6 separate regions of the Homo sapiens genome follow, and regions 1, 2, 3, 4 and 5 are each linked to region 6. A link is a loop called in an ENCODE intact Hi-C map of the cell type or tissue named here. Cell type or tissue: dorsolateral prefrontal cortex. All regions are shown on one strand. Region 1 overlaps DCC (DCC netrin 1 receptor). Region 2 overlaps DCC (DCC netrin 1 receptor). Region 3 has its middle 280 kb from the start of LINC01630. Region 4 overlaps DCC (DCC netrin 1 receptor). Region 5 overlaps DCC (DCC netrin 1 receptor). Region 6 holds the start of DCC (DCC netrin 1 receptor).

What was found. Peaks named below come from ENCODE experiments on the same cell type or tissue, not always from the same donor. Only the 100,000 strongest peaks of a DNase experiment are listed, where the experiment ranks them.
Region 1: it touches region 6 in a loop (2.4-fold over the local background); 4 of 110 quality-filtered maps call a loop at or near these places.
Region 2: it touches region 6 in a loop (6-fold over the local background); 13 of 110 quality-filtered maps call a loop at or near these places.
Region 3: a loop joins it to region 6, with 2.9 times the contacts of the local background. A loop is called at or near these places in 5 of 110 quality-filtered maps.
Region 4: a loop joins it to region 6, with 3 times the contacts of the local background. A loop is called at or near these places in 3 of 110 quality-filtered maps.
Region 5: a loop joins it to region 6, with 4 times the contacts of the local background. A loop is called at or near these places in 13 of 110 quality-filtered maps.

The regions. Positions count from the first base shown.
Region 1 is chr18:52,422,947-52,427,946 of GRCh38, reverse strand. All of the region lies in intron 1 of DCC (DCC netrin 1 receptor), which reads right to left. Among named protein-coding and RNA genes, the nearest start is that of DCC, 85 kb to the right of the region's middle. In dorsolateral prefrontal cortex, no CTCF peak of the experiment used is centred here; no DNase peak of the experiment used is centred here.
Region 2 is chr18:52,668,907-52,673,906 of GRCh38, reverse strand. The region is part of intron 1 of DCC (DCC netrin 1 receptor); the gene reads right to left. Among named protein-coding and RNA genes, the nearest start is that of DCC, 330 kb to the right of the region's middle. In dorsolateral prefrontal cortex, CTCF peaks have their summits at 2,611 and 2,813 (motif pointing right); no DNase peak of the experiment used is centred here.
Region 3 is chr18:51,665,406-51,670,405 of GRCh38, reverse strand. No RefSeq gene overlaps it. Among named protein-coding and RNA genes, the nearest start is that of LINC01630, 280 kb to the right of the region's middle. In dorsolateral prefrontal cortex, CTCF peaks have their summits at 2,098 (motif pointing left) and 3,336; DNase peaks (open chromatin) are centred at 2,105 and 3,525; H3K4me3 peaks cover 1,312 bases; H3K27ac peaks cover 482 bases.
Region 4 is chr18:52,435,007-52,440,006 of GRCh38, reverse strand. All of the region lies in intron 1 of DCC (DCC netrin 1 receptor), which reads right to left. Among named protein-coding and RNA genes, the nearest start is that of DCC, 97 kb to the right of the region's middle. In dorsolateral prefrontal cortex, no CTCF peak of the experiment used is centred here; no DNase peak of the experiment used is centred here.
Region 5 is chr18:52,662,587-52,667,586 of GRCh38, reverse strand. The region is part of intron 1 of DCC (DCC netrin 1 receptor); the gene reads right to left. Among named protein-coding and RNA genes, the nearest start is that of DCC, 320 kb to the right of the region's middle. In dorsolateral prefrontal cortex, no CTCF peak of the experiment used is centred here; no DNase peak of the experiment used is centred here.
Region 6 is chr18:52,337,430-52,342,429 of GRCh38, reverse strand. It overlaps DCC (DCC netrin 1 receptor), which reads right to left and starts at 2,233. Exons shown (of 29, transcript NM_005215.4): 1 at 1,552-2,233. The coding sequence starts at 1,642. In dorsolateral prefrontal cortex, CTCF peaks have their summits at 253 and 2,438; DNase peaks (open chromatin) are centred at 229, 634, 1,724 and 2,449; H3K4me3 peaks cover 2,908 bases; H3K27ac peaks cover 1,815 bases; H3K27me3 peaks cover 3,153 bases.

The sequences.
Region 1 (5,000 bases), 86 kb before region 6:
GCTCCAGATCAGCTGCGTGAGATAATACTTTGAGTGTTTCAAAAGATGTGCCAAGGAAGGAAGGAAGGAAGGAAGGAAGGAAGGAAGGAAGGAAGGAAGGAAGGAAGGAAGAAAGGAAGGAAGGAAGGAAGAAAGGAAGAAAAGAAAGTTAGTTTACCTCATTCTCTGATTTCTATGAGGAAGAAGGCACTGAACTTTGAAAAGAGGAAAAGAACTTGGCCTTGGACCCTGCACACCCTGATTGAAACAGAGTGAATTTATCATGATGGGAGTAAGAAAATCACCTTCAGGGGGCCTTATAGGTACTGGCTGACAAGTGCCAACATCTTTCCTTACAAGAGGAATCATCCTAAAAACAGATGATCCTTTAGATTGGGAGTATATTTGTCTTCAATATCTGCAGTCGCACACCCTCTGCTTTGTCATGAGGCTCAGACTCAGACCCTCCACTGTGCAAACCTGACATCTTGTTGGGTATAACTGATCCAAATCTGAATTTCAACTTTCTTTTTTCTCTTTCCTTCCTTCCATATCCTCCTTTTTCCTTCTCTTCCTTCCTTCTTAAAAGATTTTAAAAAAAATTCTCAAAAAGTGATCATAGAGTTAACAGAGAGAAATAACCCTGGATGTAGTGCAGGGGAAAGGGATATATTGATCTTAACGAACATTAGCAGATCTCAGTTCTAATTCTGGATTTGGCACTAGGTAGCTATGTGACTTTGGACAAATCACTTCAGCTCTTTGGACTTCAGTTTTATCTTCATGACAATGAGCAGGTGATATTAGTTCATCTCTAATTTCCCTTCCAGTAGTAAGTACTTAGTGAAAGGGCTAAGAATGTAGACTTGGAGATTGGATCTGGATTACAGTACTTACTTCACCATTAAGTTGTTCTATGATCTTGAACATGTTATATAACTTTTAAACCTCAGTTTTTGTCTCTATAAAAATGCAAATTAAAAACAGCACCTACGTCATAGAACTATTGTCAGGATTTGGGAGATAAAGTATACCAAGAATTAAGAATAGTGCTTGAAACCTTGTAAGTATTCAATGAATCGTTATTATTATTTTTAACCAAAATGGATTTTTTGTTATTATAATCACAGATAGTTACTAATCTTCAAATTCAATTTCTCTGATAACAAAAAATAATGCCACATTCCACATGCCATTTGAAAAAGTAATATAAAATTGCACAATGACCAAGCTGTTTGTAAATCCTCACCTATTTACATGCTGGCAACAAGGTATCCTCTACAAAGACTAACTAAAGCAGATCAAACAGAATTAATTCTCTTCTCAGAACTATCAGTGTATGTTAGGCAATATCAGGCCTATTAAACAGATATTTGCCTTGTAGGTTTTTGTCGGTGGTTGCTGGGGTGATTATTGATTTGTTTGCAAATCTGTCCACTTTCTTTGGGGGTTTATTTCTGGGAAAACATAGACTCTTTTTCAGTGTAGATAAAACTGGTCATCACACAGTTTTCTAGATATAACTCTTGTGCCCACTGGGTCCTTACACCACGACCACGTATGTTTAAGTTTACAAAGGGAAAAGGAAGATTCTCAAAGATGTCAAATGGGGTAGAGCTTTAGCTCAAGCTGTCAAGTTGGAGTAAGCGATGCCAAAAAAAAAAAAAAAAATTCTGGCACTACAGCTGACTTTAGTAAGGAATGATTCATGCACAATCAGCCACCTTCATTATGTTCTCATTGCCGTGGAGATGATAGGGTGGAGGACACAGCTTTTCACCACCATCATAAGGCACAAGTGCTTTGATCAGGCTGGTACAGGCTGCTTGTTGAAAGCTGTTTCAAAACTACAACATTTTAGTCATAAACTCAAATCTAATCCTAGATGATCTCTAAGGTGAGCCTTAGAAATAGAAATTGCTATGTGCTTCTGTGTGAGTTGAAGAACCTCACTGAGATAACAACAGTGAGATCTTGAGCCTAATGTTTAGGGTAACACTTGATATCAGGAATTAGAAAACCACAAAGATGACAGAGAATATTATATTTATTGACTGTAATGTATGTGCATAGGCAATAAACACTCATTAAATTCTTTCAACAACCATGGGAGGTAGGTATTGTCTTCCTATTATGTATGAGAACTTAATACACCACAAGCCAAAGTCACATAATTTCTATGAGTGGAGCTGGAATTTAAACTCAGTTTGCCTCCAAACACTTTGCTTTTTTTCCTGGGATCCCAATGAATGAGGGTGGGAAGAATCCTCCAAGTCCCAAAATGTTTTACTTTTCTTTTCTTATTCAACTTCAGGAAGGCCTACGAAACCCTGCTGACTGTAGTCACAAGCAAGCATTTTTACAGATATTGGCAATGGAGGTTGCCAATTTTCTACTGGCTGTGCAGTATAGTCATAACGTTCCCAGTGTATAAATGCATGTGTAGTGGGACATAGAACGTGCTGATAGCACATGGCATACTTGTAGCCAGCCATCTTTGCATGGTAGCACCAACCTTGAAATCACCTCAGACACCAACTGAAACTCTGCAATTTGAGCAATGGCTCTGGTTTAGGTAGGGAACCAGTCTAACGCAAGGAGACATGGATCATCATGAGACTTAGAGCCCCGTGACACTCAGGGATCTATCTGAGGATGACAGAAGCAGAAAGAGAAGAGGGACACCAGTTTAGCCACACCCAACTATGTGTTTCATTAATACCTCCTTAGGAGAAAATTGACAAGTAACATCAGAACTACATGAGTTTTGCCAGTGTATTATTTTGTAACATAGCTTATAAATGTTATGCCTAAGCTAGTGGAGCCTATTAACTTTCTAATACAGGAAATATCTAAACTTATCAGCACTATCCATCAAATGGTAGGAAAAAAATGGATGATTAGAAATTACTTAATGGGTACAATGTACATTATTCAGGCAATGTATACCCTAAAGCCCTGATTTGACCAGTATGCCATCTATGCATGTAACAAAATTATACTTGTACCCCCATGAAATTAAACAAATAAAAAGAAAATAAAAAAGAAAAGGAAATCAGGAGAGATAATAAAAAATGAATGGAAAAAAATAGAAAGAAATATAACATAAATAAGATACTTTGGCAATAATCTTGGGTTTGATACGTAGAAGGAAGTTACCCACTGACTGGCATCGTCTGAACCCCATGCAGATAATCTGTATCAGGACTTCCAATTTCCCCAACCATCAGTTCTCCCATTGTGAACTGGCAGAGGTAACTCAATAAGGGCTTTGCACAATTTAGAAAAAATGTGGCACTTTCTTAATTAGGATCTAGGCAGATCCTGTTGCCTAGTTGGAGGGCTGGATTAGAAGCCAAAGCCTGATTTAGCTCTACCACTAACATCGCTCTATGTGGCTCAAAACATCTATAATTTAACTCAGGAAATATTGGGAGAAAAACCATGCCCTACTTATTTGATAAAAGCACTAAATATATCTAAAATACCCATGGCTTTTCCTCTCTAGCACTTGTGCTTCCCCTACGAACTTTGTCCCTTAGGGAAGAAGGGATATGGTTGAGAAGGAGTACGTGAGGCAATATGGCTTACTGGTTGTGAGCTTGAACTTTAGAGTTAGAAAGGTGCTGGTTCTGATCCCTGCTCTGGGGAACAGACAAATGCATCATCTGGAAACTGGTACTAATAGCTCCCAGCACGAACGGTGATTGTGGAAATTAAGCAGTACAATACTTAGCATACTACCTGATACACAGTGAGTGCCTAATACATGGTAGGTTTTAATATAATATTCAGTTTTAAAGCAAATTTGTTGAGTGAGATCCAATGCAATGCAAATCCAATTAGAAGACTGATAAAATAAGCAAACCAATTTTCATACACATAGAAGTTCATCAACATCCACAAAGGAGCCCAGAACAAGAATCTACTGAACTTGCACCACCCTCTGAGCCATATCCTGGACTTTTGGTAGAAAGGATGAACAAGAAACCATTCTTGGTCCTAGAGACATTATCGGAACGGAAGCGAAAGGGTCTTGGAAAAAAATATTCCTGCCATTCACACACAGCATTACCAGAGGGTTATTTTATACTCATAACATATTAATCTTCAAAAAGTTATCTTACTTTTAAAGATTAGAAAAGGTCACACTTTAAACATGTTCAGGAAATGTGGTTCTGTCCCAAAATACATTTCAAGATCCCTCCTGTGCATTATATTTCTTTTCCTTCCAAAAGAAGCTCTTACTCATCAATGCCATAAACCACAACAGCTGAGGATAGATTACAGAAGTTTGATTTGAAAACAACCCTCAGCACATATGTGTAAACAGAAACCAATTGTCATTTTTTGACTAGAATTTGCTCTCTCATTCCCTCTCTGCCTACTGACAGAATGGAAACTTTTTTTTTTTTTCTGACAGGAGAAAAGCAGGCTTCATCTCAGCCACTTCATCTTCTGTGTTCATCTGCTGGAGGTTTGAAAGCCTGTGTAGTCAAGAGGCCTTGAGCTGAGTTAGTCACCTCCCGAGGATAGGAAGCAGGTGTTTCAGACATTTCATGGTCCAATGGTCAGACCCAGTCAGAATTCCTTCCCATCTGCCAGAGTCAAGGCTTCAACCCCACCACTCTGACGACTTTGCAGATCCCCCAGTTTGAAGATATCTCTACCTCTGCAGGGCTTCTCTATCATTGTTTTTCTGCACTTGTGTATACAGCCGATAGTGCCCTGCATAGGTTTCTTGGGCATTTCTGCCTTTTTCAATGAGGATTGTTAGCCACCTACAGGCAGAAGAGCAACATTTATCCTTGCTTTTCCCATAGGCTTTAATACAGAGCATGACACATGTAAGTACCATACACTTATGCTTTAATGAAATAGGTGAATGAATCCAGGTGTCCCAGGAAAGGAGGTTAAAGGATTAAGATGAACTTTCAATTTTCTGACTCACTTTGTTCAATAAATTAATGTCACTAAGTGGCTAATCCAATTCTGTCCTACCTAACACAGGTCTGCAAATT
Region 2 (5,000 bases), 330 kb before region 6:
TAGTCCAGAACCCACTACTTCTAAGCACCTAGTGGAGGCACTACCAACTATGAATATTAAAAATGAGTAACCCTAAGGTAGAAGAGTTTACCCCATCATGGTCTATTTACTTTCAAGAGGACAATATTCTCTCTTCTGTGACTTGAGTCTTCAGTGAAAGAACATTAGCGATGTGATCTAAACCTGGCAATGGCTTTTATCTATCCTTTCTTCTTTACACCATCAAGGTCCATGTTTCAAAAAAGGCCTTATTTACTCCCCTCTTTGAGGGTGAGCTATACCTAGTGGCTCATTTCCAAGAAAAAAGGAGGGAAAAAATTTATAGTGAAGAAACTTGGCAAACACTGTCTTATCCGAGTAAACTAGTGACAAACCATGCGACTATCATGTATTTCCTGTTATGAGGTTACAAGAAAGACACTTTTCTATGGTATTCTTTCTCAAAAAACACAACCTCAGTCTAAACATGAGACAAACATCAGACAATCTTAAATTATGGGACATTCTCCAAAGTCCCTGACCAGTATTCCTCAAAAGGTCAGGAAAACAAGAAAAGAGGGAGAAAGTATTACTAACCAAATGAGACTAAGGAAACATGACAACTAAATGAAATGTGACATTCTAGATTCAATTTGAAGCAGAAAGTGGACATAAATGAAAAGACTGGTGAAATCTAAATATAAAGTCTGGAGTTTAATTTAAAAATGGGAGGGACTTTTATCATATAACGAGTGTCTCTACCTTCTTCTAACCCACTGAATTTCTTTCCTAAACAGCAAGAGTTTATTATGTCTCTAGATACAAAATACACTAAATTAAGTCAAATTATTATTATATTTTTTAAGAGACAGGGTCTCGCTCTGTAGCCCAGGCTAGAGTGCAGTGGAGCAATCATGGCTCACTGCAGCCTCAAACTCCTGGGCTCAAGCAATCTTCCCACTTTAACCTCCCAAGTAGCTGGGACTAAGGTGACCATCACCATATTCAGCTAATTTAATTTTTTTTAGAGATGGGATCTTGCTATGTTGCCCAGGCTGGTCTTAAACTCTTTGCCAAAGTGATCCTCTTGCCTTTGCCTCCCAAAGTGTTGGGATTATAGGCACAAGCCTTGGTACCCAGCCAAGTAGAATTCTATTCAATGTGAGGTCTTCATCAAAGGTGGACAAAAAAGGTAAAGAGGGAAAGGAAAGAAGGAAGCTCCTTTCTTTGCAAGGGAAGAAGGAAGGAGGGAAGGGGGGAAGGGGGCAAGGGGGAAGGGGAAAAAGAGGAAAGAGGGAAGGAGGGAAGGAAGGGAGGAAGGGAGGACGAATTAGGAAGAAGAAAGGGAGGGAGGGATATTTGGAAGGAAGAGAGGGTTAGAAGGAAGAAAGAAAGGAAGGGAGAAGGAATGAGGAAGTAAGGAAAGAAACGGGAGAAAATGAACTGTTTTGTGCTTATATCATCTTGTTCAATCTCTCTCTCTCTCTCTCTACCCATTTCCATAAAAATTGGATACACTTAGAAAATCTCTTACTGTAGAACTAGTGGAAAGATTCAGATAGTTGGATTTTAGGTAATTTAGGTTTATCTATTGACATCTTATAGTGAATAGCTTGTAAACTAATTATGAAGCGTATACACACATATTGCTTTTAATAGAACTATTTAAAACAAATATTCGTTTAAAAATTTTATTGTTAAATATGCTTAGGTCAATTCTAACAAATCACAGACCTTTTAATACCCACGTTGTATACTAACATTTGTTATTCTGAGGCATAAACAAAACTGAAGTATTGTTGTTTTGTTTTTGTTTTTTGTTTTTGTACATAGAGGTTAATATTAGGCGGTGGACACTAATATTGGTTTACCTAAACTGATTGGTTATGCCAAAGTGGTCTGGGATGGAGATAGGGAGAATCTAACAATTTGCAAGGGTCGACACGATAAAAGCTTACACTTCAACAGAAGTGTATCTGGCTTTTTAATTATTCATGAAAATAAAAATATAAGTCCTCTGCTTTATGGGGTATTTACTTCCTTTTCAAGAGTTTCGTTCTGCAAATGTGATGGGAAAAAGTTCAGCATATGAGGCCGGGTGTGGTGACTCATGCCTGTAATCCTGGAAATTTGGGTGACTGAGATAGGCAGATCACTTGAGGTCAGGAGTTCGAGACCAGCCTGGCCAACAGAGACCCTCTCTCTACTAAAAATACAAAAATTAGCCAGGCGTAGTGACACACACCTGTGTTCCCAGCTACTCGGGAGGCTGAGGCACGAGAATGGTTTGAACCTGGGAGGCGGAGGCTGCAGTCAGCCAAGATCACACCACTGTGCTCCAGCCGGGGTGGGTGACAGAATGAGACTGTATCTCAAAAAAAAAAAAAAAAAAAAAGGTTGGCATATGATACTGAGCAATGCTATTGTGACGGGGAAAAAAGAAAAGATTCTGATAGAAAACTACATCATCTGAGCCTTTTGATTTTTTTAAAGGCATATTGGAAAGAGATCAAAAAGTGTCACTTGGCAGATAACATTAAAAAGAGCCAGCAAGGTGAGGGAGCAGAGGCAGACAACCAGGAGAAGTGTGCTAATGCCAAATGTGTCACTTTTAGAATCAGTCACACACTCAGTCATGTGACAAGGGTTATTCTCTCTCAATTGGTGACCGTGAGTTCCTTGAAGCCTCCAGTGGTGGGACTGGTTGAGTAACTTGCAAAATCCATTGTCTTGGATTATGAAGAACTCATGTTTGAGGTCCAAGCACCTATTTTGTTGAAACCCCAACTTTGAATTTAAGGATGATTATGTTAAGCCTCCCCAGCAGGGGTCACTAAGTTAATGATAAATATAAGCTCGGTTATGACTTGTAACAGCTGCTTCCAATGACAACATGAGGGGAAAAAACTCCGATGTCAAAGACCCTGCTGGGGAAGCTTTGGAAGAAAACACAAAATTATTTCTCAATGATAAGGACAGTATTTTACATAGAGAGTCAAAATAGAATAGTTGCCCTTTAGCATAATGTTTACAGAGAGAAAAATAGTCTACAGCCTGTTAGCTTTTAGGATTTTTTTTTTTCTTTTTGAGATGGAGTTTTGCTCCTTTTGCCCAGGCTGGAGTGCAGTGGCGCAATCTCGGCTCACTGCAACCTCCGCTTCCAGGGTTCAAATGATTCTCCTGCCTCAGTCTCCCAAATAGATGGAATTACAGGCACCCTTCACCATGCCTGGCTAATTTTTATATTTTTAGTAGAGATGGGGTTTCGCCATGTTGGCTAGGCTGGTCTTGAACTCCTGACCTCAGGTGATCCACCTGCCTTGGCCTCCCAAAGTGCTGGGATTACAGGCGTGAGCCACCACGCCTGGCCAGCTTTCAGAATTATGTACAGATAAACTTGTCCTATTTGCATATTATGAATCTATATAGGAAAGAGACCTAACAATGGACATTTAATAATTTTCTCAACCATGATTTCACCCAAACTTTATAGTTAAAGAATTTGAACACAATAGAAGTGATAGCATTTTACTTAGACATATCCTGATTTCATTTAGGACTGAGTCACTTAAGTCCATCTTCATTTCCAGGGGTAACACTGGTCACATCCTGGTCTTCCATCCACATCCTTCCTGTATTCTCTAGCTCTGGAATAGTTTGACTTTGAAGAGGTAAAATTGATACTAGAAAGTAAGAATGAAAGGCTGAGTGCAATCTTTTATATGAAAATACACCTTACTGAAAGTCAGCCCCGAACAAGTTTCTAAAATTTAAAAGACAACAGTGGGTAACAGAGGTTGCGTCATCTTGGTCATTTTGTCCAAGAATGCTGACTCTTTGATGTTTGAAGAACACATCAAGTGCAATTCCCTCAGAGCCTTAGTGTTGGCTCTTTCCTCTGAGGAAACCCTCTTCCCATAGGCATTTGGGTAGGCAGTCCTACATCTCATTTAGTTGCCTCTCTAATTGTTATTTCCTCACAGAGACAGTCTGTGACCACCAGACCTAAAAAACACACTTGTTACTTTCTCTTTCCCTACCACACTTTGTGTTTTTTGTTTTGTTTTGTTTTGTTTTGTTTTTTCAAACGCTTCTCCTTACCTACAATATCTGAATGTCATTGCTATTTCTTATCTGTTGTCCTGGACTAGAACAGTAACCCCCATGGAGGTGGGGTTTTATGATGTTTTCTGCTGAATGTACAGCATCAAGAAGCATGCCTGATACAGTAGGAACTCAATAACTATTTCTAGATACTTTGAATAAATGAATAAACAAACCAATATATGCACCGTGTATTTGCCAATGTGGAGGGCAGCAAAAGACAGATGAGACATGGACCATTGAAACCGCCTTTGCAAAATTATGACTTATACAGTGAAAGAGATCTAATCTAACCAATTCCATCTTGGTTCTAACCTTTAAGCTGTCCTTGTTCCTTCTTGGGCATAGGCTGAACTAACTTTGCAAGGAACTTATAGTTTAAAACAAAGATGATAACAGTCCTTTCCCAAAACAAATCTCCTTCTTGCCTGAGGACTAGACTGCCTTTGTAGGAATAACAAATTAGCCACAAGATTAGAAATTATGGTTTAGGAGTCCTGCAGCTGGAGGCTACAAGATTCTGACCCTCCCTAAACTGCTCCCAAAATCAGTGCTTGAGATATTTTGCAGACTCTGCACTTGATGGATCTGCTGGCACCACTAAGATGGATAAACTGGCTCATCTAATCTTGCGGCCCCCACCCAGGAACAGACTCAGCACAAGAGGACAGCTTCAACTTCTCATGATTTCATTTCCTACCTAACCAATCAACACTCCTGGCTCACTGGTTTTCCCCTGCCCACCAAGTCATCCTTAAAAACTCTGATCCTCCAAATTCTCCGGGAGACTGATTTGAGTAATAACAAAACTCCAGGTCTCCAGTGCGGCCAGCTCTGCGTGAATTACTCTTTCTCTATTACAATTCCCCTGTCTTGATAAATCAGCTCTGCTAGGCAGCGGACAGGGTGAACCCACT
Region 3 (5,000 bases), 670 kb after region 6:
CTGCCTCAGCCTCCCGAGTAGCAGGGACTACAGACACCCACCACCTCGCCTGGCTAATTTTTTGTATTTTTTAGTAGACACGGGGTTTCACCGTGTTAGCCAGGATGGTTGCAATCTCCAATCTCCTGACCTCGTGATCCGCCCGCCTCGGCCTCCCAAAGTGCTGGGATTACAGGCGTGAGCCACCGCGCCCAGCTGAACTGAAACTCTTTAACCTGCCATGCAAAGCTGCCTGACATATGGCTCTCACCTAAGCTTGCAGCAGCCTTGCTCACTATGTCTGCTCTCCTACTCTGTGTTCCCCATTCAGTCTCTTCTTGCAGACTTCTTTATTTTGTGCTTGCCATTTCTTAATGCAAAAATCTCTTCCTCTCCTTTTATCTTTATATGAATACATCCTACCACTGAACCCTCAGCTGAAATAATTTTTGTCTTGCTCTATACTTTTCCGTACTTACCGTAGAGTCTTTGTCTTTTCTCTGACATTATCGTGATATTCACATTTATTGTCTTTTCTCCTACCACAAAGTCTCCAGAGAAGACAATCCTGCCTGATACATCTTAGTTTCCCACAAAACATTCAGCACAATGAAAATACTCCATAAATATTTTCATAAATATTTGCATAAACATGTGCTGAATGCATGGACACAGGGCAGGGAACATCACACACTGGGGCCTGTTGGGGGGTGGGGGGCTGGGGGAGGGATAGCATTAGGAGATATACCTAATGTAAATGACGAGTTGATGGGTGCAGCAAACAAACATGGCACATGTATATCTATGTAACAAACCTGCACATTGTGCACACGTACCCTAGAACTTAAAGTATAATAAAAAAAAAAAAATGTGTTGAATGAATGAGGTCACTCTCAGTATTTAATAAGAATAAAAATAAATACTGCCTTAAAGATTAATCATTCTGCTGGGCTTCGGGGACATCATCCTTCTATACTGTAAGGAACTGTCATCTTACTGTGATTTTGTCTTTTCATGAAATAGAATTTTTAAAGGAACCACCTATTACTGAGGGTGCCAATTAATTGAGCTCCAGCTATCCGAGGTTTACCAGGTCTACATAGATGATCTATTACAGAATTCCCTTCCCACTTCCCCGGTCATGCCCTCTCCTGCCCTGCCTGATTCCTAATCCTGTCAAAGCCTGACCTAGGTCTATCCTTCCCTGAACGCTTCCCCAGCTGTAGGGAATTAATATTGAGTTCTGCTTGTGCGAGGCACTGTTGTATTCCAAGACACAGGGATAGGTTTTCCTATGAACTCTCAGAGCAAATTTGTTGACATGATGTACTTAGCAGAAACTACCTTTTGTGTTACTGGATTGACTAAATTTCTTATCGTCTCTAGTAGACTGGATTTTTCCTTGAGGAAAGGGATGATATTGTACATCTGTTATTTTAAACCCTAATAACTGGATCATATCCAGTAGTATTACTATAAGGCTTCCAAGCACCTCAGTCAGCTCAGCCCTACAGGTAGCTTCTTCAGAGACAGCCACCATGTAAAACCCAGCCACAGCATCTCACACACATACCAGTTCTGATATCCTCCTTTAAAGACAAGCCTGCCACCAGCTGTTTTCCTCTGAGCTTTGATCGCTAAGCCTCAGGGTGGGTGAGCATTTTTTGAGGCTGCCAATCCAAGCTTTGTCCACCATGTAATGGACATGAATACTGAACTGGTGTTGCTGTACTGGGTTCTAGTAAACAAAGGGTATCAGCTGGTCACACCATTCTGACCACGATGAGGACCAGGAAAAAATAAAATGGCAGAATTTATCCCTAAAGCAAGTGTGTATATGTGTGTGTGTTTCTGTGTGTGTGATAAAATAATGACCCCCCCACCGCCCCCCCACCCGACAGGTTATAATGCCTATCCTTGTATAGTGTTGCTTGCCAAGGTCCCAGAGGGAAAGAATAAGTTGTAATTGTACAAAATTCAATAGAACCCCAAACATGACAGTACACGAAATCTGCACATGAATTAGAAAGCATAAGTCATGTGCGTTCTCCGGCGGCGGTAGCAGGGCAAATTTTCCCATCAATGAAAGTAAAAATAAAGCTAAGCTATGAGCGCCACCTCGTGGAGAAATCTCTCACTGCACTAACCTCTTCCACTGAGGGGCCAGGTGGAAATGCCAGGGGCGGGGTGCACCCCTGGATGTGATCATCTGCTGTTGCTCATACTCCATCTCACCCACGACATTAGGCCACTTCCTTGGCACACAGGGAATTGGGGGTAGTTGCCTTAGTCCTCGCCCTCTGATGTGAACAGCAGTTGATACAAGACAGTGACACCGGGATAGCTGGTGTGATGCTGTTAGCTGGTACAACAAAAACAAAAGCCCTGATGCACACTCATGAGTATATGTACCATTCACACACTCATACAGAGGACCCCGATGCACATTCATGAGTGTATGTATTACTCACACATTCATACAAAGGACCCCGATGCACATTTATGAGTGTGTGTATCACTCACACATTTATCCATAGGATCCCGACGCACATTCATGAGTGTGTGTATCACTCACAGACTCATACATAGGATCCCAACCCACATTCATGAGCATATGTATCATTCACATTCATCCATAGGACCCTGATGCACATTCATGAGTGTATGTATCACTCACACATTCATACATAGGATCCCAACGCACATTCATGAGCGTATGTATCACTCACACATTCATCCATAGGACCCCGATGCACATTCATGAGTGTATGTATCACTCACACATTCATACATAGGACCCCGATGCACATTCATGAGTGTGTGTATCAGTCACACACTCATACACAGGACTCCGAGGGACCCTTCTCCCTTCCCCGTGTCCTGACAAGTGAGACGCTCTGTACTCTCCTTTTTCGAACTTCATTGCCTTTTCAGGACTTCCCTTTGCCCTTGAAGGACATTGTGACCCATGCAAATTCTGGGATGGGACTGGCTGTAAATCCTACAGCAGATAGTAGCCAGTAGGATCTGTCCTGGTACTGGCAACGTGGCAACGGTCTAAGGATATCCCTGGCAAGTTGTGTCATTCACCGAGTTTACTTTCTATCCTAGGCAGTGACATGGACTTAAATTTGTCACGCGAGTTTGAATTGCTAGTCAAGACTGAAAGAGAGGCTGGAACTGGACTCCTGGGTTCAATCTTCAAAGCGTTTCTGTCTAGCAGCTGCCATTTCAGACAAGCTCCTCGGTGAGGGAATCAATGAGACAGCATTTATCTTCCTGACAGAATGGCCCCCTGTGAGGCTGTTTGCTTTTGTGCTGGCACTGCAGCTGAGGAAGATACGGCTTAGATCCAGGCCCTGCCTCAGTGTCTTCGCAAAGGGACAGATTTTCCTCACCACAGTGACCACACTGAAGCCACTGACAGGGCAGGAGCCTTGGGGTTGCAGGTCCGGCAGCGGGACAGAGGTTCTCAGCAGAGGCCAGACTTGAGAGAGCTGCATGCTGTTCAGGCGGGAGCCTTGTCTTTGTGAGCTGGAGCTGTTGGCTGCCTGCCATTTGTACAGCCAGAAGGAGTGTGTGTCTGTGGGAAATGCATCCGCAGAGTCAGGCAGACCTGGATTACATCTTGGAGCAGATGCTACCAACCCTGTAACCTTTCTTAACTCACTTCACCTCCCTGGGTCTCATAGTTGCCATCTATACAATGGGGATAATACTGCTTCCCTCATGGGATTATTATAAGATCTAATGAATACAACAGTGCCTCGCACAAGCAGGACTCAATATTAATTCCCTACAGTTTTATCTTTGGAAAATAAGAAAACAACTATTTGTGTTTGTGTATGTCTGTGTTTATAATTTTTTGCATACGCTTAATAACAATGAAAATGTATTTCTTTGGACACCACAACTTTTTAAAACTAAAGCGCATTGTTTTATTTTAGATTATTTAAAGAAATTAGCACTTAGATACCATGTTTTCACAATTTTTTCTTTTAGTACTTTAAAGATACTATGTGATCCCTATGAAACATAAGTACAACTGGATATTTTACAAACTAGGAAATCTTTTTGCAACCAATCTTATTTGTTTTTCAGATAATACTCCATCAGTAAATAAGTCTTTGCCATTGGTAATTTTTTATTTCCTGCAAGGCAGAGTTATTTTTTCTTGGTAACAGAAACATTTATTAAACACTTAGATGTGTTAGGCAGTGTTCTGCTTTTTTGTGTTTTCTAAATTTATTTTAGAAACAAAATTTACTGTTCTTGGTATACAGTTTTATGAATGTTGACAAATGCATAGTGTCACAGACCCAGCATCACAATTGATACAGAATATTTCTATCACCTTCCACAAAAAAATTCATTCTTGCTATTCCTTTGTAGTCAACCCTCCCTCACTGTCAGCCTCTGGCAACCACTGGTGCATTCTCCACTGCTCCAGTTTGCCTTTCCCATCGTGTCATATCAGTGGAATCATACTCTATGTATTTTTGGGGTGCCTCTTCTTTCACCTAACGTAATGCATTTGAGATTCACCCATGTGGTTGGATGTATCAGTGATTCACTCCTCTTCATTGAGGGTGATGTCAGAACCAGAGTAAGAACCATGTTTCTCCATTCCCCTGTGCCCTTTTTCTAGCTTGATGCAGAGGCAAAAGCAAACTAACAGAATCCTTAAGAGGCTTATGTACAGGTGGACCATACTGAGGCTCTTCAGGATATCAAAACAAACTAAATGGTCCTTGGCTTCAGGAAAGTGATCATCCCATTGGCTGGTGGGCACACAGCCAGCTGTATCACATCAGGAAGAGAAACCAGGCAGCCTCCTACCAGTGAGGAGATGAGCACAAGTCTCAAAATAGAACACTGGCGTTTGGAGACAAAGGAAAATCACTGGATGTCAAGGGAGTCTTCATGGGGAAAGTGAGTTTACGTGAGCTTGAAAGTAGAGGAAGCTCTGGGCAGGTGGGAAGGACTCCAGGGAGAACAGTATGTGCCAAGACTGGAGAACA
Region 4 (5,000 bases), 98 kb before region 6:
ACTTGTCCCAGTGACATTGCATGTTGTGCCTTCCTTCCTGGGAAAACAGCTATGCCCCGTTTATTTCCTTATACCTTTTCATCATTTATTCATTTTTTTATTTTTAATTTTTGTGGGTACATAGTAGGTGTGTATATTTATGAGGTACATAAGATACTTTGATACAGGCATGCAATGCGTAATACTCGCATTATGGTAAATGGAGTATCCATCCTCTCTGTTTCTTTATTAACTAAACAAATATTTATTCACTAGGTAAATATTTATTGATAGCTCTGTTAGATTCTGCTGATACAAAGATGACAAATGTCTCTCTCTGTTGAAGGATCCTGTCCTAGGTCATGTCCCTAAGAGGTCTGCTATTTAACAGGTTGAATTAATCTGTGTCAAAACTTAAACAAACCTCGTTATCATAAAATGTCAACACCTAAGCCTCTCCCACAACCTCAATCCTTTCATACTTTTTAACAGGGCGCTTCAGTATCTTATCTCTGGAGTTACTAATGAGGGAACTGGGAGCACAGAGGCAAGGTCAGCAATGGTCCAGATGCCTCACCCTAAGGCCATTTCTCACCCTAATATATATACAAACCAGAGTGTGAAGCCATAAGAAATTAGGGAGTCAGGTTCCATGCCAAAAGTGAAACTACAGCTAATGTGTTCCTGCAGTGTGGGTAGTATACTTCTTCACTTAAACTTAAGTTTTCTTATTGATGTGTACTCTCAACCTATACTACTAGATCACTGTAGTAAGAGATTACCTGTATTTTTTTCTGTGATTAGGGAAACCAAACTACACACACACACACACACACACACACACACACACACAAAACATATCTTCCAAAATATTAACAGTGGTATGTTTACCATGCTTTTTTCCTGCTGCACTTTCATAAACCAAACCTGGAGGAAAACGTGTATTAATTTCGAATTTACCTTTTTTTCTCCCACACTTGGTAGAAAAAACAGGAGCTCAGTAAGTATAGAGAAAATTCATTATTCCCTTTGCTAAAAAGAAGAGGCAAAGTGTTTGGCCACTATTCATATGCCTTTGATTGATCTTTTCAAGTCTTCCTAGCTTCAGAAAGGTGGAAATTGCTGGTCCCTTCAATTCTCTGCTGTTCAGTCACGACTATAAGTAATTTACCTAAATGTACCCCCATAGCCCTCTTATTGCATAACACAACTCAAGGAATTTTAGTGGTAGATTGTCTGCTGTGCCTAGTGGTAGAGTATGCAAGATAATAATGAAATAGTGATGCCACTTGAAAATCTTGAGTGCCAAGTACATACATAGCACTGCTTTATTATGGTAGCCTCATTCTATTTAGATGTGAAAAAAGTATTTTAATTTATGTCTCAAGCTATATAAAGAATTGGTTTTTAAAGAGTTTCTTGTTTATATAAGTGCTCAAATATAACTTTTAAAAGATTCTACTTTCACATAATTTTAAAACTTTTGTTTGGAACAATTAGTGATAAAATTTTGCAGAATTTCCCAATGGGAAGATACTCTATGAGCTAAGTAGACTATGTTAATGTGAAAAATTAATAAACTTCTTTCATGGTTCCAGGTGGGTCAATAGAACTGAAACTCTCCATTTTACAGCACTCTTAGTAACCCAACATAACATCTGTTGAAACACCACATAGAGAAATAGTGCTTTAGGATGTTCTTGATTAAAGCCAGGAGACCGACCAGAGTGACAGAATTCCTTGATTTTCAAAATGCTTTTGCACATCTCAAAGTTACAATTGCCCATCTACAACACTGCAGATGTCGAGAACCCAGTTGAGAACCCAGTGGAGTGGTGAAAATTGTGTGTGTATATTGAATGGGAGGATGGGGAGCAAGCTGCCAATCAGTAAGAAACTCTGGCCCCTGGGATCTGTTTTTTGAAACTGGGAATGGTTAGCAGCAATAACAGTGGCATCTAATCAGTGAATCTATCTGTATTGCTGTTCTACCTGAAAGCCTTCATTTTTCCATTGGCTCTTAATACTAATATTTGTGAAAAGGAGTGAATAGGGATAGTCAAGCTTAAAATTTGGCATCTAAATACCCATTCAAAACTCACCAGGTGAAAATCGAAATAGATAACCTCTTAAGCTGAGTGATTTCTGGAGGCACCATAGTATTTACTGCCACTGTAAAGGAAAGAGGAAGAAGATGTTCTAAATTTTAACTCTTCTTGAATATAGGTGGACAGTGGTTCCTGTTCCATATAGCCAAGACCTAGTGGTTAAATTTTGCCTGGGAAGAGACAAGTGGGATAAGCATAAAAAACCATGTAAATCAATCCCCTGTGATATGTCAACAAAAATACAATTTTAAAATAAACCTCATTGATTCATTTCTTCTTTCCTCTTACAACAATAAAACTCTAGTTAGAGGGAGAATTAAAAGACCTGTACAATCCTATCTGCAGAATATGCGCCCCTATCTTTAACCATCCAGAGGCTCTTCTTATTTAAACTGGTCCTTTGAGGACATCTGTCTCTCTTTTGAGGTTGCCCCTCAACCTTTTCACTATTTCTGGCTCCATCTGTTTCAGCCTATTTCCAGCTGCTGTTCAGAGGAAAGGCCATAGTAATTATCTCCTTAACACATAATTTATCTTGCTGTGACCATCTTTGGATTGCCAAGACTGCCAGCCTGTGGAGAGCCCCAGTGTGTCCTCTTTCTGCCACATGACTATAAACTACCCTGAACCCTCCACATCAGGCAGGATGCACTCTCTCTTCATGCCTCTGCTCAGCTGGATGTTTCAGAGCCCTATCTCCCATGGAGATGTCTTCCCCATTTGGCAATTTGCCATCTTAATGAGACTGGAACATTTTTCTTTCTAATATTTAAAATTATATTTTAAAAAGTAATGCCTACTTCATTGTGAATACCTATACAGTAGTGGTCCATAGTTAAAAGAAGAAAAGTAAGATTTAGCCTTTACAGGAGGGATCAATTTCCAGTAACACTAGGCAAACTTCTTCACCATTCAGAGGATCAGTTTCTCCATCTATAAAATGGGAAATTTAATAATTATCTCAGAAGGTTGTTCTGATAATTTTTGTTTTCATTTTTTTGAGGCAGAGTCTTGCTCTGTCACCCAGGCTGGAGTTCAGTGGCATGATCTCGGCTCACTGAAACCCCTACTTCTTGAGTTCAAGTGATTCTTGTGCCTCAGCCTCCTGAGTAGCAGGGACTACTGGTGCGTACCACCATGCCTAGCTGATTTTTGTTTGTTTGTTTGTAGTTTTTAGTAGAGATGGGGTTTTGCCATGTTGGCAGGCTGTTCTCGAACTCCTGGCCCCAGGTGATCCACCCACCTCAGCCTCCTAAAGTGCTGGAATTACAGGTGTGAGCCACCATGCCCAGCCAGTTCTGAGAATTTAATACAGTAAAAGAAAGAGCAGAATATTCCATATTTTAATGTACATAGGAAGCCCCTGGAAATCTTGTTACAATGGAGATGGTAAGTTGGTAGGTCCGAGATAGTGAGGTGGGTCCCAGGATCGCATATGTAACAAGCTTTCCAGGTGATGCTAATGCCACAAAGCATGAGCAGCATGTTGAGTGGCAAGAATGGAGAGCGTCATGTAGAACTGCATAAAGGGCCCTTTTGTTCCCTAGCATCCAGGAGTCATTCATGACAAGGTTTGCCACTAATGTCTGTCTCAAAATGCACATGACCAGAATCATTTATTTCAGTGAAGTCGTAAACATGGGAGCAGGCTTTCCAGAAGCCACTATAAAAAATAGTCACATATATTACTTGGGGGTTTCCCCTAGCTCTTTCCTTCTCTCCTTAGTCCAGATGAACTTTGTGACACTCATGTCCACGTATTTCAAAAACAGTCCTTGTGTTTTCTCTTTTCGGGTCTAGCCCTCTGAGTGGGTAAGAGAGAATCAGTGGTTGAATTAAAACTAAGATCTGAGGGGCAGAGGGATCCGTGTGTGATAGGCATCCCAGAGTTTCCGGAGAACTCCGGGCTGAATGGGTAGAGGAAGAATAGAGACAATGTCCTACTGGGGAGATGGTTGCCATGGGTCATCTGATCGTTTAGAAGGCCTGTTTGGTTCAGCGGGCAGGATTGTGTATATTTGATTGGAGATGGGACTTCCTGAGATCTCCCCCTGGGCAGGTGCTCCGTCACTCACAGATAGAAACTGATGCAGGGAAGAAGCAGAAGAACAGTGATCAACTGAGAGTCTATAATGGAGTTTCCTGCCCCAACACGGGGCAGCGAGACTGATGTGCCTCTTAGTGAACATGCCCACAGAGGCCAGAACAAACCTGGCGGCAGAAATGGCAAATATCAATCTCAAGGGCGGCTGGCAGCCTAACAGGTGGCCCAGGAGGAAAGGCCAGGAAGGTGGATTGCTGTCACTATCACCGTTGAGATAAATGGGAAAGACAGCTCAACCCTTCAAGAGGGTGATGAGAAACCAGTCAGAGCTGGGTGAGCATCTGAGCAGTCCTGAAAGTGACAAAGCTGCAGGGATTAGAGAGCATTAGCGTGTGTGTGGTCCCATCCACCCGAGGCTCTGACGAGGAGGCAGCCACAGCCAGGCAGACGGGAGATATGGAGATCTTACTACATACCCCACCCATGGAAAAGGCCATTATGAAATAGAGAAGGGCTAAGTGGGGTACAAGGGAGGCTGCTGAAGGAAGACAGATCTATTTAGCACACACACACGTGCACACACACACACAGGCAAGAGGGACTGGGAGTTTCTTGGTGCAGAAAAGCAATCAACAAGGGAACAGGGAAAACTGCTGAAGGATAAATATTATAAATGGCAAAGGCCTGACAGGTTATCCAGGCAGGAAGATGAGCAGATTAGAGAGGGGATTGAAAAGGCACCAGCATTTTTACTGGCCTCTTTGGGCCAGAATGTGAGGGCCCACATGCGAAGAAGCTAATGATACCAGAGAGACAAACTCAAGTCTGGAAACAGCCTAGGATTTGAATAGAAAACTATGAGATAACCG
Region 5 (5,000 bases), 330 kb before region 6:
AAATTGTTCTTATTTCCTGAAACTGTCATAGGAAAGGAGTGGGATTCTAAGATAGCTTTGACACCCCTGTTGCTCCTTGAAGACAAAGAAGCCCTAATGTCTCCTGCAAGGTCTGAGCCTGGAACAGGCTTACAACAGGCCAAAGTCAAAATGAAGATTTAGGAAATAAAATAGAACTCGTGTCATGGTTGGAAGGCAAGTTTCAAATCAAAATAGATAAGACATATATCAATAATAATACTTGTTTCATGAATCACCTGCAGTATTTATGCTTAGGATGCTTGGATGACATTGTCACTGGCATATATCATCTACTACCATTTGGGGGTTGGGGCAAACCAACTCCTAATTCCACCAAAGTTACCTTCAGCCCTGGGAAGGCTGCTAGGCTGAAGCGACAAACTGAGCTTTCTCAAATCTTCCTGCACACAAGCCTGCTCAAAGTCCCTCTCCTCATTTGGGCCTATCTTCAGTCTCAACAGATACTGGCTCTATTCCATATCCTCCCTTGTAACTGTAATCCCTCCCTTTGCCCCTCAAATTTTGACTCACAGATTGTACCTTCTGGCATAGTCAACATAACTTTTACAGAATTCAATTTCGTTCTTATTAGATGATCCCTGATACCAACAAACACATATACAGATGTATATACAATTATATGAGATAATTTTAATTATTTTTCATCAAAATACCTGGGAGTATTTCTGAGGAAAAAAAAGTATTTTCTGGGGAAAAAAGTATTTTCTTCAAATTATAAGCAGAGGTAATTCTAAAAATGAACTTCTGTAGAATAGATCCTCTTCAAAGGTAGTAGAAGTGACATGTCATGATTTATGGCTGGTGACATACTAACAAGTTATTTTCTTTAGACAAATTGATTCTGTGCTTTCCAATTTTTGAGAAATTTAGTCACAATAATCTGAATTGAGCCAAAGTACTGTTAATAGTAGATAATATCTGCACAGACAAAAATAAACTAAAATTTTAAATGGTACCATTTATTTGATTGGCAGAAACACGAATCATAAATATTTTTCTCTCTGTAGCATTTATATTTAAATGACTGTTTCTCTGCTTTGCTCCACTCCAAATGGATATAAATATGAAAGCAAATTATTTAAGAGAGGAAATTCTAGTACTGCTATTTGTTTACCAAAACTTAAGATCAATCATTACATTTTCTAGTGTCAGATCCCTTAAGTACATAGTAGGTTTTATATTCACATATTGGAAAAGAAAAATCTATTGTTAGTCTGTATGAATTTCTTACTTTCTTTTTTTTCTTTTTTTGTAACGGAGTCTCACTCTGTCGCCCAAGCTGGAGTGTAGTGGCAACATCTTGGCTCACCGCAACCTCCGCCTCCTGGGTTCAAGCAACTCGCCTGTCTCAGCTCCACCGAGTAGCTGCGATTACAGGTGCACACCACCACACCCGGCTAATTTTGTATTTTTTTCTTTTATTAGAGACAGGGTTTCACCGTGTTGGCCAGGCTGGTCTTGAACTCCTGACCTGGTGATCTGCCTGCCTAGGTCTCTCAAAGTACAGGCATGAGTCACGGCACCCGGCCGAATTTCTTACTTTCCTTATATGGATACTTCACCATGCTTTCAATCATATTAGAGAATTTGATATAAGTGAAGTCTAGAGACATTTTAAAATTGATGGTGAATTAATTTGAGCAAGTGAACCTCTGAGAAACAAGGCAAATGATTGAACTCTAGATTCCTTTGATAATTCAGGCATCCTAAAAAAATTGTCAGTTTCATAGGCAGAGAAAAAAATTGTTCTCCCCAATATAAATAAAAATTACTGTTCACAGCTATTGATGCACATGAGAAATTAGGCATTGACTTCCTTATATGTGGTTGATTAAACTTAAAGTCGGTAGTAAACTATAATTACCAAAACATCAGGTAGGCATAAGCTACTTCCTCCCTATACTCAATAATGTCGCATCACTGAAAATATGTAGCTATTGTTTTTCAATAGATGGTATAAATCAGGCTCCGATTATCTAAACAGTTACAATTCACTAACTTCTGGATGACATCCAAACTCTTCAAGCACATCTGCTCCACACACCAGCAAAATGTAAGGCAACTAGTGCAGCACAATTCAACATAACAATTTAAATATTTTATATAATTAATGATATGTAATTAAACTTAATGTAATTACATTTGAGTTCTCCGAGGTAACTATTTTACAATTAGTGTTTCATCAACAAATAGCATTTCCAAAGCATAGCACAGCTCTTCCTATAGTAGCAAGTCATACCCAGAAGTGTCCCTGTTAGAGTAAATTAATGGTGGAGCAAACCCAAATATTCTAACCCATCAGCCCTCAGCTCTTTGATTGTGTTAGAAACAAGAGATCCTGCCATGCCAAAACCACACATCAAACTCAATGTCCTGGCTTCACCTTCAGCCTACTGAAAATTGGAAAAGGGATAAGAAGGTCTAACTACTAGATGGCTTTTCTCATAATTTTGTAAACACAGTCAATTACCAAGGGACCTATAAAGAGAAGTTCTAATATTCTGCAGTCATGTCCCAAAAGGGCCAATAAAACTGTCTATTGACCTGCCTTGCTTGTTTGAATCAGAAATTTGGTGAGGAGATTGCAGAGGGCAGCATCTGAGAGGCTGTCCTGCATTCAGTGTTGGAGGGAGGGCATTTATACAGCACCCAAATGGGGGCTGCATCTGCATAGACTCATTTCATGACCTTGGTTCAATTAAATTAATGGCCGCATCATATAACAGGAAGATGGTATCAGTAGGATTTTTGCATTAAGATTTTTGGGGCCACTGGGCCGGGCGCGGTGGCTCACACCTGTAATCCCAGCACTTTGGGAGGCCGAGGCGGGCGGATCACGAGGTCAGGAGATCGAGACCATCCTGGCTAACACGGTGAAACCCCGTCTCTACTAAAAAATACAAAAAATCAGCCGGGCATGGTGGCGGGCGCCTGTAGTCCCAGCTACTCGGGAGGCTGAGGCAGGAGAATGGCGTGAACCCAGGAGGCGGAGTTTGCAGTGAGCCGAGATCGCGCCACTGCACTCTAGCCTGGGTGACAGAGCCTCGGTCTCAAAAAAAAAAAAAAAAGAAAAAGAAAAAGAAAAGAAAAAAGATATTTGGGGCCACTGAACTGATTTATGGAGCATTTCTGGACATAATTTAAAATATGCCGTTTCCCAGATTTGCTTGAGTTTTAAAAAAATGTAGCAAAAGTTTCCTTCCTTAGATGAGGGAACATAGGTACAGCTATCTGGACTAGCTCCCTAAACTTAATCTTCTCAGGCCCACAACACCTCTGGAAGGAATCCAGATTTATCTTCCACCCATTCCTTCCTCTCAAAATAATTCAGTTTTCTCTGATTTGTTCATGCCTAAGATTAAGTTCTCTTTCTTTTCTTTAAGAAGTTTTGTTAGCAGCAAAGTATTACATGTCCATAGTAAATGTCAAATTAAACCTCCAGGCCATAATGATAAAGCAACTATCTGCTGACACAGCTCTACTTAGATAAAATTATTGCTTTTAGAAGTGACCACTCTCAACTCATATGAATTCTTCTCTTATTTCTAAATAATGTTCTTATTTTGTGATGTTTCCACTTTAACATTGTTAAATGACTTTCTACTATGGAAAGTGAGAATGTAGTTTTCTGTCTCCAGTCCATAATGATAAAGCAAGTATCTCCTGACACAGCTCTACTTAGATAAAATTATTGCTTTTAGGAGTGACCACTCTCAACTCATATCAATTCTTCTCTTATTTCTAAATAGTGTTCTTATTTTGTGATGTTTCCACTTTAACATTGTTAAATGACTTTCTACTATGGAAAGCGAGAATGTAGTTTTCTGTCTCTATTCAAAACATACTTCTTCTTTTACTTTCTGTCAATATAGATGTAGCATTTATATATAATATATATTCATTACTATGAGTTTTCTGCATTGTAGAGTCACAGCATAGAAGGATGACATATCCTTTCTTATAAAAATTTTTGTTTTAGCTAGGGTGAATATTTTTATGTGCCTAATTATTTATCAATAATTATTACCCCAACTGTCCCTACAGAACTACAACCTTTTGCCCAGTGAAGGTGAACACATCTAGGTCCACTTAGCAGTACAACACTCCTCCTGGAGCCACTACTAGTCCACTCGAAACTCAGCAAACTGCCACTCAGCTGTCATCTGGAAGCATCCCTTCTAGCACCACCTGAGAACTTCCCTTTGCCTCTTTCCTGAAGAGGATCTGCTTTTCTTGGGTTCTGAGTCTTCCTCTTTATTGGTTCTTTCCCATTTTAATAGAAGCTCATTCTTAAGTGGCTTCCTGAGAAACGTTACTTAGGATGCAAAATTATTGAAAACTTAATGTTGGGAAAAAGACCTTACATTTGTTTGAAACTTGGCTGCACACAGAATTCTAACTTTGAAAATTGTTTCTCCTAAGACATGAAATACATTCTTTAACTGTCTTTGTTTTATCAGTGTTGCTATTAAGAAGTGTGAGTCTACTCTGATTCTTTTATTTTTTGTATGGGAATGGTATGGTCTGAATGTTTGTTTTCCCCTAACATTCATATTTTGAAATCCTAGTCCCCAGGGTGTTTAGGGAGCGATTGGGTCATCATTGTGGAGCCCTCATGAATGGGACCAGTGCTCTTATAAAATAAACCCAGTGAGTTGCATTGTCACTTCCACCACATGAGGACACAAGAAGGTGCTGTCTATGAACCAGAAAGCAGGCACCTTAATCTTGAACTTCCCAGCCTCTAGAAACAAATTTTGGTGTAAGCCACTCAGTTTATGCTATTTTGTTATAGCAGCCAAAATGGACTAAGACAGCAAATGTGAATGTGTTAATTTTCTTTCTTTCTTTTCTTTCTCCTTACTTCCCTCCCTCCCTCCTTCCTTCCATCCCTTGTTTTCTTCTTTTCGCTTCTTTCTCTTTCTTTCTTTCTCTCTCTCTTTCCCTCCCTTTCTTTC
Region 6 (5,000 bases):
GACAAAGCTCCGGGAGAGAAGAGCCAGGGGAGGAGGGGACCGGCCCGGGAGGGACAGACGGAGGGAGGGAGCACCAGCGGCTAAGCGCGGGGATGCGGGTACGCGCTCATCACAGGACAGCGCGCGTGCACACACACACACACACACACGCACACACACACACCCCTCCTGCCTGCTCTCTCTGTCTCTGGCCAAAGGAAGATGAGGAGCTGAGCCCGAGTGCAAGCGCAGATTCCTGCCCGCGTGCGGCCGAGCGAGGCTTTGGGGAGCCTCGGGCTGCCTTGGCGCTTGACTGTCTGAATCCCTCGCGACAGTGAGAGGCGCATTTTCTGCTCGCGTTCGCAACCCTTGGCCATGCAGCACTTAGCAGAGAAGAGAAAGCCGGAGCTGCGGACTCCGGGGAGGCTGGGGGCTTGGCCGCGATTGATGTGCCATTCCCTGTTAATTTCCCAGGCACGAACTGGGGAGCTCCTACTCAACGCCCGGTCTCTGCCTGAGCCTGTTTTTCCTTTGGATTTGGAAAAAGGTCGTTTCCGAAGGGCTCTCTGAATGCTCATCCAGCCGCTCTCCTCTCCTTCTTTGCCAGGACCGCTCACTGTACCCCAGTGCCCATCTACACTTGCGGTGAGGTCCCGCAAAACAAGTGGACCTTATCATGAGTCATTTTGCTCTTTTCTATTCTTTTGGCCGTCGAAGCCGCCAGCTCCGTATTCGGAGATTACAGCAGTCCTGATCAGCCAGCCTCCAGGTCCCTCTTTCTCCTGCACTAGCCAGATCCAATCCCCAAACAGTTTTGCCATTTTTAATTAGAAACTGAGCTAGGCAAGTGCCAGGGTCAGGGCGCCGGTTCTCTGGAATATCAATCACTTGGAGTTTGGAGGTGTCCTGGAGCTATATGGAGACTCAGCTTGCGAACTACATTCACCGTTAAAAAATAAAACAATATTAAACACACCTCCCCTCCTCCTTGGCAACTCTGTGCCTCCTTCAGTACCAGGATCCCCTCCTTGGAAGTACCAAAACATATTAGCTGTCCCTTTCCCTATTCTCAATCACCAAGTCCAAAAATCCAAACCAAAAGGAGATGTATTCACACACCAACGACTCAGCCCCACCATCTACATTCTGCGCAGACTTCCTCAAAGCCCCTGGATGTCCTCCTCGCCTGCTCCTGTTGCCCCAATCCTCCCCACTTGGTAGGTTTCTGGGGCTTTAAGGACCCAGCCCAGTTCCTTTCAACGATATCCCCAGCACCTGCCCCAGCCCGCCGGCTCTCCAAACCAACCCAAGTATTTGCAGAAGCAAAAATGCGTGAAGCATCAGATTTTAAAACAGCGAAGGGGCGCCCCTTGTACCACCCCCCCACCATCATCCGCCCCCAGGGAAGAAAAAAACTCTTCTATCTTTTATCATCGGTGCGCAAATGGGGGCAGCGCAAGCGCCAAATCTCTTGCTATCCCCCACCCCAATTCTACTACTCGCCAAATGAAATGAGAAGGGAAGTGGGGTACGGAAGGGGGTGCGACGAGAAGAAAGGAAAGAGCCACTTACCGGTTACTTGAAGATGCGCGCTGAACAAGGAAGCTCCGAAGAGTACAAAAGCCAGCTTGGGTACCCAAACACATCTAAGACTATTCTCCATATTTCAGCCAACACCTTCGGGGCCAGGGGTCGCGGGCAGCGGCAGCACTCACACACATGCACTCACACACGCATGCACACATGCACACACACGCGCCGAGCCCCTTCGGCTTCCTCCTCCTCCTCGTCCTCTTCCTCCACCTCTTTCTCCACCTCCCCTGCGCCTCTGCTGCCTTCGAAGCCTTTTTCCTTGTCCACTGACAGAATCAGCAGCAAAAGCAGGCAGCAAAAAGTTCCATTCGGTCCAAGAGATCCCGAGCCCCGGTAAAACCTTAGAAAACTAACTCAAGGAAACGGAGGGAGCCAGAGGAGGGAAGACAGCTCTCTGAGGGGCTCGCAAGTCATCAATAAACCACATCCAGGAGGGACCAAGAGGAGATGGAAGGCAATCCTGTGGCCGGGCTGTGCATTAAAAGGTTGAGGCTGGTTCCTTGTCGTCGGTTGGGTAAAGTTGAAGAGACAATTCCGCGCGAGAGCTGGAGATGCTGTTGGTTTTTCTTCCGAGAGCCGAGGGGACCCAGGGAGGAGAGGCGGGGGGGACTGCGGGGTGGAGCGCTCTCACTTGTTACTGGGGTGTCCGCCAGCGGTGTGCGAGCTGGGAGTTGGAACCGTACTACACATTGATCCGGAGAAGTGGAGGGCTGGAAGGGAAAATGTGGAGACCGGAGGGAAACGAACTGGATCAGGCAAAGATTCCACGGGAAGGGGGTGGGGGCAGACAGACTATGGCTTAGGGAAAAAAGAGCGGACCGAGGAGGCTTCCAGGAGCTGCATTTGCCTGGTCTGCGTATCAATGCGCAGGGATGCCCTCTGTGGGCAAAGCGTGGGAAGTCACTTTTGTCAATGGAGCCTGCGAACATCCTGAGCGTCTGGAGGTTTTGCAGCGACCGTGTTTGACACTCAGCCTTCAGGAAATTATTGGTATTTGACTGTAAAACCTAGGCGGGCGTTTAAGGCGGAGGAGGTGGCCAGGATGTTTACTTCCTTCTCTGCCCTTGGCATTATTTAAAATACAATTTTTCATTTGGAAAGAATCACCTGATCCAACTCCCTTCTAGGACGGGAGGGAAATCGAGATCCTGAAACACACAGCGGACAGGACAAAGGCCAGAGTTATTTCCTGACATAATAGCTAAGGGGCCTCCTTTTGTAGGACGTCTCATGTCGTCTGTGTTCTCTCTTCTCTCGCAATTGTTTTCTTTAACATATTTAAAAGCACTTATCATGTTCCAGGTGTTCTGTTGGCTCCCAGGAAATAGTTGGGACATCCAGTGAGACTCAGTCTCTATCCTCAAGGGGTTTGTGATCCGTCAGGAGAGAAGCTAAATGGATAATTATAAAGTATCGTGATAAATATGATGGTTCACGTAATGGAGGGGGTGCTCTGGGAAAACAAGAGAGACATTTCTCCAGTCCCTGGCAGATAAAGTGAAGCAACCATACACACGCGTGTGTGTGCACACACACACAAGCACACACACAGCAGGAAACTTAGGAAGGGTGAACAGTAAAGCCCTTTCAGGAAACTGTTTTAAGCTGAGTTCCTTTGCATAACTTGTCTCTGCTGCGGGAACTCAAGCTCCTTTGAGAAGAGAGAGGTTGTATGCCATCCATTTTTGCACTCCTCACAGATGCTAGCATAGAACTTGGAATTCTGCACATGCCAATACGTTTCTGCAGAATAAGTGAACTTACAAACCAATTAATTTGGCCGGGAAGGATAATGAATAGAAATGTCATTCTGGTAAAATTCTGTCGTTTAAGGAGATGTTCAGCTGTGGATTCAGACCATTCCTTACTAGATTCTTCCCCACCTGTTCTTGTCACCCTCCCATGCTCACCAGGCTGTGAGCAGAGAGAATGTGAACATCTATTTAAGAAGAAAGGCGTGAGGGAAAGCATGAAAAATCCAGGATAAAATCATCATCAGGGAAACTCCTATGATGCTGGAACTGGACAACAGTGTTTTAGATCCCTAGTCATGCCCATTCCTTCCTGTCCTGGAAAAGTTAAAATATGAAGTGCCTGTGTTCACTAAAGCAAAACCTTCTGAAATAGCTTACATGGATGGATTCTTTAGAATTGGATGAAACTCTTTGGTTACCCCCAAATTTCTTGAAACACTCAAAACTTCCATTAGCTGAGGTGAAGCCTCTAGTGGTTCAGGACTGGGTTCTACAGCAAGGGTTCTTAACTCAGTCCATGAATCTTCCCAGGAAGTCTCCACCAACAAAATTCAGGAAGTTTGTGAATATCCTGAAATTTTATGAAAAGTGATTGGCTTGTGTGAACATGCTGTTTAACTGGGAAGGGAATCTTTAGCTTTCAGTAAATGTATAAGGTGAGTTCAAGCCTGCCTCCCTGCCAAAATGATGTAAAGAACCATTGCATAAGATAGTAGGTATGAGGGAAGAGTTGCAACTTCTTCTCAAGACTAATGAAGTCCTGTATTTCCCATATCAGTAATAGGATGTCTTCAACAAGTGGGAGGGAGGGTAGGAAACCAAAAATGGTCCATGTTGCTCAGATCTGGATTTTTCTTCAAATTTATTTTAAGTTCATGGTACATGTGCAGGATATGCAGGTTTGTTACAGAGCTAAATGTGTGCCATGGTGGTTTGCTGCACAGATCATCCCATCGCCTAGGTATGAAGCTCAGCATCCATTAGCTATTCTTCCTAATGCTTTCCCTCCCCTCAGCCCCTCCCTCTGAGAGATCCCAGTGTGTTTTGTTCCCTCGCCATGTGTCCATGTGTTCTCATCATTTTGCTCCCACTTATAAGTGAGAACATTGTGGAAGACATTGTGGTTATTCCTCAAAGACTTAGAGGCAGAAATACCATTTGACCCAGCAATCTTGTTACTGGATATACACCCAAAAGAATGTAAATCATTCTATTATAAAGGTACATGCACACATATGTTCATTGCAGCACTATTCATAATAGCAAAGACATGGAATCATCCTAAATGCTCATCAATAATAGACCGGATAAAGAAAATGTGGTGTATATACACCACGGAATACTATGCAGCCATAAAAAGGAATGAAATCATGTCCTTCACAGGGATACAGATGAAGATGGAAAGCATTATCCTCAGCAAATTAATACAGAAACAGAAAACCAAATACCACTCAGATCTCCTTCAGCCTCACATAGCTGTTCTAGTGATCAAGTTACTCTTCACTATGGCCCTTGACCCCTGTACTGAGTAATCCAAGCCATCAGTCCACTGACTAATGGGCTTCTACAAAAGACCATTGACTTCTCTTCCTCTTAGATACTCATTTGGTTCCACAGCTAGCTTCTGAAAGTTGCTTGTATTCTCTTCCCCAATACTCTTTCCTTCATCTTAGA